3 separate regions of the Homo sapiens genome follow, and all the other regions are linked to region 2. A link is a loop called in an ENCODE intact Hi-C map of the cell type or tissue named here. Cell type or tissue: endothelial cell of umbilical vein. All regions are shown on one strand.

The links. A loop is a pair of places that touch in the nucleus more often than their neighbours do. Peaks named below come from ENCODE experiments on the same cell type or tissue, not always from the same donor. Only the 100,000 strongest peaks of a DNase experiment are listed, where the experiment ranks them.
Region 1: a loop joins it to region 2, with 2.8 times the contacts of the local background. A loop is called at or near these places in 9 of 110 quality-filtered maps.
Region 3: it touches region 2 in a loop (2.8-fold over the local background); 10 of 110 quality-filtered maps call a loop at or near these places.

The regions. Positions count from the first base shown.
Region 1 is chr1:231,989,218-231,991,717 of GRCh38, forward strand. All of the region lies in intron 10 of DISC1 (DISC1 scaffold protein), which reads left to right. All of the region lies in intron 13 of TSNAX-DISC1 (TSNAX-DISC1 readthrough (NMD candidate)), which reads left to right. Among named protein-coding and RNA genes, the nearest start is that of DISC1-IT1, 65 kb to the left of the region's middle. In endothelial cell of umbilical vein, no CTCF peak of the experiment used is centred here; a DNase peak (open chromatin) is centred at 1,364; H3K27ac peaks cover 539 bases.
Region 2 is chr1:231,865,477-231,867,976 of GRCh38, forward strand. The region is part of intron 9 of DISC1 (DISC1 scaffold protein); the gene reads left to right. The region is part of intron 12 of TSNAX-DISC1 (TSNAX-DISC1 readthrough (NMD candidate)); the gene reads left to right. Among named protein-coding and RNA genes, the nearest start is that of DISC2, 48 kb to the left of the region's middle. In endothelial cell of umbilical vein, a CTCF peak has its summit at 1,382 (motif pointing right); a DNase peak (open chromatin) is centred at 1,395.
Region 3 is chr1:231,970,590-231,973,089 of GRCh38, forward strand. All of the region lies in intron 10 of DISC1 (DISC1 scaffold protein), which reads left to right. All of the region lies in intron 13 of TSNAX-DISC1 (TSNAX-DISC1 readthrough (NMD candidate)), which reads left to right. Among named protein-coding and RNA genes, the nearest start is that of DISC1-IT1, 46 kb to the left of the region's middle. In endothelial cell of umbilical vein, no CTCF peak of the experiment used is centred here; a DNase peak (open chromatin) is centred at 1,022; H3K27ac peaks cover 937 bases.

The sequences.
Region 1 (2,500 bases), 120 kb after region 2:
CAGGCTCATAAACAGATGAGATGGAGAAAATAGGTCTTCCTGCTGTTTCAGCTGACGGTCCACCCATGCTGCAGGTCCTGCTGGAAGTTCACTTCTGTGTTCTGGTCTGTGCTTTGATTTCTTCTAATCTTTGGTGATGGCATAAAGATAACGCAATGCAGGCTAAAGAAAACCCTTTAAGAAATCTGTTCACTTACTGGCGGATTTGCTTATCATAGGCATGCCCTGACCTTGAAGAGTCCTTGCTCTGGTAGGGAAGCGCATGTACATGGATGATTAAAATAAATGCTTCATGTCAAAATACAGGTACAGAATGCTATTTTGCTACGAAGGAAAGAATAACTAGCTTTTCCAAGAGGAGTGAGGGAGAGCATCAAAGAGAGCTGGCTTTTAAGGGATAAAGCAGACATTGCCTGAGATAAGAGCTATAGAATTGCTTATTGTGAGAAACTACAGAGTTGGGAAGATCGAGATGAGACAGGCATATGAGCAGAAGTGAGAGACCTGGCAGGAATAAGAGCTAGCACTTAGACCCTGCTTGCTGTAGGGCGTGCACAGGTCTAAGTGCTTTATATCAAGTACCTGTGCAGTTCTCTCCACAGTCCAACAATCCTTCCATTATGGATGAGGAAACACATGCGCACCGAGTTCAGTATCTTACCTAACGCTGTGCGACTGCAAGCGGTGGAGCTGGGCTTTGAACCTATGCAGTCTGGCTTCTACACTACACTTCCAGGCAGAGGGCATCTCCCTGTGCTTCTGGGATAAAACTTGCAGCACTGCCTTGTCTAGGACTCAAGAGGCACTGTTTTCTCCTCCCCTACTGGTTCTGCAGTCTTTCCAACTCTTTCCACTTCATCAATGAGCCATGTCCATCCTCACATCACTATGTGTCTGTGTAATACTTAGGGCCACTGAGTTATGGGGAAAAAGAGAAATGGATATTTCTTAGTATTGTCTGGTGGTTCTGTTATCTCACAGTTCATGGAAACCAGATCACTACAGGCACAAGGCATTACCATCAGTCTCAGAGAAGGCCTGACACCCTGTTATAGATCAGAGAGTCCTGGCCACCACTAAAGGTCTTGGAAAGACACGGGGAAGGCAAGCAGAAGCACAGGTGGCCTGAAGACATCTCCTTCCGGCCAAGAGTCCCCCTGCTCATCCCCCACCCCACCCAGGCACCACCCTCCACAGCTAAAGGTGTTTATGCTGTAGGAACCCTGTGGTGGTAGGAGATCGGGGGTGATAGGGCTGCTTGGATAGGAAACATATGTGATTGTTGGCACTGCTCTTCATACTGTTGTCAAATTCCTCACTGCTTCTGTGTACTTGGGGTGACAGTCTGACAGCCTGTGAGGTCAGACAAAGCCCAGATTACTTCCCTCTCGCCTTTCCGTCTCGCACTTGTGGGCTGCCATTCTTAAAGGAGTCACGTGTGGGCTTTCTTTGCCAGAAGTAGGCATGGCTTACATCTTTTGGGTTTGGGCACTGGAAATGACTCTGCTTCCCCTGCAGACACACCCTGATGAGGCTGCAGGCCACTAGCTCTGCTCCTTTTTCAACATCAGAAACAGAGGCTGACCATTGCTGGGACATTTCCCTTCTCCTGCTCCTAACTTTGTCATAGACGTCTCCTGAACTGCAGTTACTGTGTTTGGAGGTAACATCATCCCCTTCTTTGGTTTGTGGGTAGGGAATACCAGATACGAGGGAGAGCATCCCTAAGGCCTTCACCTGACACCAGTCCTGCCTGTATGTCCTGCAGTTCTCATGGTAAGCCATCAGCCTCGCCAGGCGGCACCTGTGTGCCAAGCAGCATGGCTTATTCATTGTCTTCTCTAGAACACAGAATAGTTTGGGGACATTTCTATGTTTTCTTTCTCCAACAGCCAGATATATGTGTCCACTTAGCTGCACATAATTATTGTCTCTCTAACTCTTTGACCTACACATTTGTCAGATAAAATATTTTGGGTGAGAGCTTGTTAGCAGATCTATTTCCATTCCACTCTTGGCATTTATTAGCGAGCCCTCTTCGGGAAGCCGTATGTTCTGAGAAGTAGGAAGAATAACGCATTTTACCTATAGTGCAATGTCTGGCCAGCGCCTATTCTTTCTGGGTTGAGCTGCTGGAATGTATTCAGGGGATAAGCTGAGAGGCAATTTACGAGGAGTGCTCTCTCCTTGTCTTGCTCCTGCTTCCCTTTAAAATTCCTTGGCTGCCCTTAGTGTGGCATGTGTTTCCATTTATCCTATAGTTCTCAAGACTCAATGGAGCTCTTGTACTTCTGAAGGGCACTTACTAGGAAGCCCTTCTCCCTGACGTTGAGCTTGCACTGATCAAAACGGGGGGCCCCACAAACCATCACAGGGATATCTATGCAAAGAGGGAATGTTTAGCACCAAAGTTAAGGACTGTGCATGCTTTGGCAGAATTACAAAAGGAAAAATAAGTGGACAAAGTATGTTACTTTTTTTTTATTATTATAGGGTGTGT
Region 2 (2,500 bases):
TTCAAGATAACATAATCTTTAGCCTAATAAACATTAGGTTGAATTTTGAAAATGTAAACACTAACTGATCTGTAGACTGACGTCTATTTCCTTGGCAATATTGGCCACACCCATTAAATAATAACTTCTCATTCTCCCTTCCCCCAGCCTCTGGCAACCTCTGTTATACTTTCTGTCTCTGAATTTGACTACTTTAGGTGCCTCATATAAGTGGAATCACATGACATTTGTCCTTTTGTGATACGATATTTTCTTTAAAAAGAAAATGAACAGAAACAGTACATGAGAGAAGTCAGGTCTGCAGCCAGTGTGCCTCTTAGTTCCATATTCATACAAGGCCCTCTTGGAAGCTCAGCTTTGGAGTTGGATATTATCTCAGAAGATATGGCAGCTTAGGAATCTGGTACTCTAAAAACAGATTTACAAGCATTAGACTTTTTTGTATATGTGTGTGGTCATTTTAGTCTTCCTGAAAGTGGTTAAGACCAATATTTCTAGGCAGACTATAGTTCACATCATCCAGTTCTGTAAGTCTTGGATTATCGATCTCATTGTCATGGCAAAAAAGGACAGGGATTACTCAACTCATTACTCCTGTGTCCAGACCTCTGAGCCTGGTGTGTGTGTGTGGCTCAGTGCCTTTCCCATAGTGGCCCACATCCCCCCAGGGCCCTGCATGAAGTTCCTGCAAGTCTACCCCCTGCACGTGCAGAGCAAAAAGAGCTTCCTATGGGAGCTGTTCTCCAGAAAAGACAGAAACCCGGGCCCTAGAGAACCAGAAGATTTAAATTCCAGTTTCAGCTCTGCCATTGACTAATTAGGCAACTGTAGGCAGTTCACTTTGCTCCTTTGGACCAGAGATTTCTCATCTACAAAATGAAAAACTTGGATTTAATTATCTCTGAAGTCACTTCAAGCAGAAATGTAACAATTCTTTGATTTATTAAAAAAAATAACATCAATGATAATGACCAACAGCTAACACTTATTACAAGGCTCCAGGCACTTTCGAAGTCCTTAATATTTAATGTTCACTACTACCTTAGGATATAAGTACTGTGATGCAGAGTCCTGGACACAGAGAAGTCAGCAACTTGCCTGAGGACAGCCTGCAGGACACAGCACTGTGATTTGAACCCAGAGAGTCTGACTTCAGCCCCCAGCGCTCAACTACTATTAATTGAAAGGGCATTGAAGAGACATGATGTCACAATAAAAAGAAAAAAAGAAAAGAAAGCATGTCTTCGACTTTCTAGTCGTCGTGCTTTGTATGGATTCTTCTTTCAACCTTGACGAAAGGGTATAATTAATCTGTAATTAAAGTCATGATAGTTTCTTAATACGAGGAAATGTTGTCATTGCGGTTCTCTGAACACAAGAGGGCGCTGTGGCAAAGCTTACCGTCTGCTCATCCTCTGCCGCAGGAGGGTACAACTTCGTGGGACAAACTTCAAAAGAAAGATGCCATTTCTAAGACCTCATTTATCACCTCGGGATAGCCAGTCTTCATGCCTTTAAAATACAGAATAAAAATAACACATAAATCAACACAATTACATTCCTTCTTGATAGCATCACCAGTCTTCTTGAGGCCTGGCGTCAAACCTCTGCTTCAGTGTTACGTTATGGGGTGCGCATGCCTCCTTAATACCCACCTTGCTGGTATTCTCCAGATGGCTGTCTTCTTAGCAGTAGATGGAATTAAGCACCATAATGAGGGATATTTTATTTAAATCTGCTTTAAAAAAATCTTCCATGACTTATTCACATGTCTGGTTAGCTATCACACTGCCATTCCATGTGATCGGAAATGAGAAAGATTTAAAGAAAGTAATTGTTTAGCATGCAACGGATGTACCTCTTTTGCTTCAGATGAGAATAGGCAGCATAGAAGAACTGGGGCTGATTCGTGGAAGGTTTCCCGTAGCTAGACCCTGGAGGCTGTAAAAAGTGGTTTGGAACTGTGTTTAAAAAATAATAATAATAGAGGGAATAGTGAGGTACCCAGGAGGAGCAGAGAGCGCCTGTTCCAGCCATGGGAGCATCCCCATCAGATACATAGATGCTCTTAATTAATTAGGCTGCTAGTAAACCCTCCTGAGTGTGCAAGACAGGAGGAATTCATTTTCAAGCTTTAAAAAAAAAGATGAGTCTTGGGCACACAGCCCTGTGGCCCATTTGTTATTGTCGTGTTACCCATAAGTCAGCAGTTTTCCTCTCCTGTTGTTGATAGATCTTCCCATACAGTTAGATTTGTTTAGAAAGAAAAGTTTTAAGTCCTTGCAAATGATTACAAACTGAAGAACTGGAAACCCTGGTTAGGAAACAGTTGGAGCACTATGTATGGCTTAATGAAAGGACACAGTCTTTTTAATCCACCAAGCCTGAATCATCAGCTTGGTTAAGACTATCTGTAGAAGGTGAGCAGAGCACTTCAAACCTGGCTATTCGCAAGGGAGAGAAAAAAGCTGCCACTGTCCCCTTAGCATTCCTCTGCTAA
Region 3 (2,500 bases), 110 kb after region 2:
TAATTCAACACTTAATCAAATGCGGTGGTGTTTTTGAAAGATAGCCTGAAGAAAAAGATGACCATGACTTTCACTAATAGAATAGAAAATAGACAGGAGATTGATTATCACTTAAAAGAAAAGGGTTCATTAAACAGGTTCCACTGTGGTTTGCGCAATTCAACCCAAAGTTTCTCTGCTGTAAAGCAATGATAAGATCACTCTGCCCACTGAGATCAATTGAGAAATCAACCAATATTTAAGAAGGTCTGAGACTTGGCAAGGTGCCCAGTGACTGAGAAAAGAGGGTTCCTCTTTCTTTAAGTTGGCAGAAAGACATTCAGCTGTGATTTTTACGTGGCCTGAGCTAAGGAAGAGACTGAGCTAAGGAAGGCAGTGTCTTGTGTAGGTTATATCCATGGTGCTCTATGAGCCTGTGCACCCATTATCCCCAGATATGTCAATGTGCTTCACAGTGTGCACATTTCATGGCACCTGTTACAGTTTTAAAAAGACAGTTTAATTAATTAATGGTGAATGTTCAATCTTAGATGGTTTTTTTAAACTCAAGATAAACCATTATAGCTTGAGTGTTTTTGATGCATTTGGCTAGGAGTTAGGAAATCTTAAAGAAAAATTAATTGCTGTATCAATGGAAACCCCAGTAGGTAGATAACAAATTTGTCATTAATTAAATGAGAAGACTTTTTAATGATTCGAGGAAGCGTCGTCAAGATTGTATGATAGTTTAATTTGCTAACATGGTATGAACCTGTTAGCTTCAGACACATGATTAATAAAAGTAAAACCCCTCATGGAATTTCTCAGATGCTCAGTTCTAGCATGCAGTCATTTTTGAGACTTGCTCAATGTCCTTATCTCACTTTACTGACAGTTCTGCAGCAGCCGTGGCAAATGTAGGTTAGACAAAATATTACATGCAACATTTTCTATGATTCATTTTGCTCCTTTTTCCCTCTTCCCCTTCCTCTCCAGCCACCCTGAGTCATACAACAGCTGTGAGAACATTAGTTACAAGGGAGCGAGCTGCAGACACTTTAGGTGCTGGGCTGTATCCCATTATATCTGGATGCTGACACCAGGATGGGTTCTAAATCCCTTATCACAACTGCCTCAGGCGGAAAACATTTTTTTTTCCTTCTGTTGCTGCTGATGTAAAGATGAAGTTTCTCGAGCTGAGAGAATTTTATGTGATCGTATTGTATGCTAAGCCTCAGAAGATAATTCTGTAGCTCCCATTCATCACAAAAGCAGGGACTTTCAGTTGTGCTTCTTTAAGAAAAAAATTCCCCAGTAGAAATCATACAATGATTTAGCGGACTAAGAAAAAGAAGAGAATCACCAACAGGATGACTTGTGACAATTACACGAAGTCATTTGACTGAGTTATTTCCTTTATTATTCTGTAAATGGGAAAATAACGAACATGCTGGTTATCAGCTGTGGTTTTGCAATGGAGGCGTTCCACCAGTGCAGAGCGGTAATTACGCTGCCCGGTCTCACTTTGCAAATGAACTGAAGCCTGTCTCTTTTAATTGACTGTCTGTCTCTAGAATTTTCTTGATTTATTGCTGCTCAGTAGAATTTACTTTTGTTTTGTTGATGGCATTTGTCAACTCTAGTAGTTACCAAATGGAAATTGTTCTAGAGGGTTGCTTTGGCATAAGTGTGCTCATTTGTGTGGCTTATTGGAGCATGAAGGAGAGATGTGCTTCTGTAAGATGTCTTGCCCTTCTGCCTGCCAGAGGGGCAGGGGCTCACCTGGAGTATGTTTCATCTGGTTCCTTAGATCTGTAAGTGACTATGAAGCCTTTCAACTGGAAGAGTTTAGTCAAGTGTAACTGTATGATTTCGGAATGAATATGGCCCCATCTTTGTTTCCCAGGTGGTGAGTGTTTAGGGCATTATATAGCAGCTGTGATGATGAGAGCTTGGCTTCTCATCTCCAGCTATGTTAGTCTACCTAGGAAGAAGGATTCTTCTCTAAGAAGAATTCAGTGGGACAATATCCAGAGATACAAATCTCAAGAGACAGACTCCTGAAAACAAATTGACTGCTCATTTGGCTTCAGATTCCATGCATAAATCTCCAGCTCTGACTGTTAATCACAGCCACTAGACCTCACGACATAGGATTTTAGAGGCAGATAAAGAAAATGGCAGTTGATGTCTTAGCCTGTTGCTATGCCAGTCTATGATGAACTAGCACTACCTGAACTCAAGAGTAAGAAACAAATGAAACTGGTTATAAGGTTTAGGAAAAAGCAAATAAGCTGTTACTGAGAGTGGTGACCATATGGTACCTATAGGGTACACGGGCCCTCTGTGAAACCCGTAATATTGGGCTGCGTCTCCTCTTTCCTCTACAACCTGACCCCATCGCCTCATTTGATGGATTCCAGTCAATTGTAATTTTGAGAATTGTAAGACTAGTATACTAGTATGCCAATGTCTTGTTCTTTTTTTTTTTTTTTTGAGATGGAGTCTCACTCTGTTATCC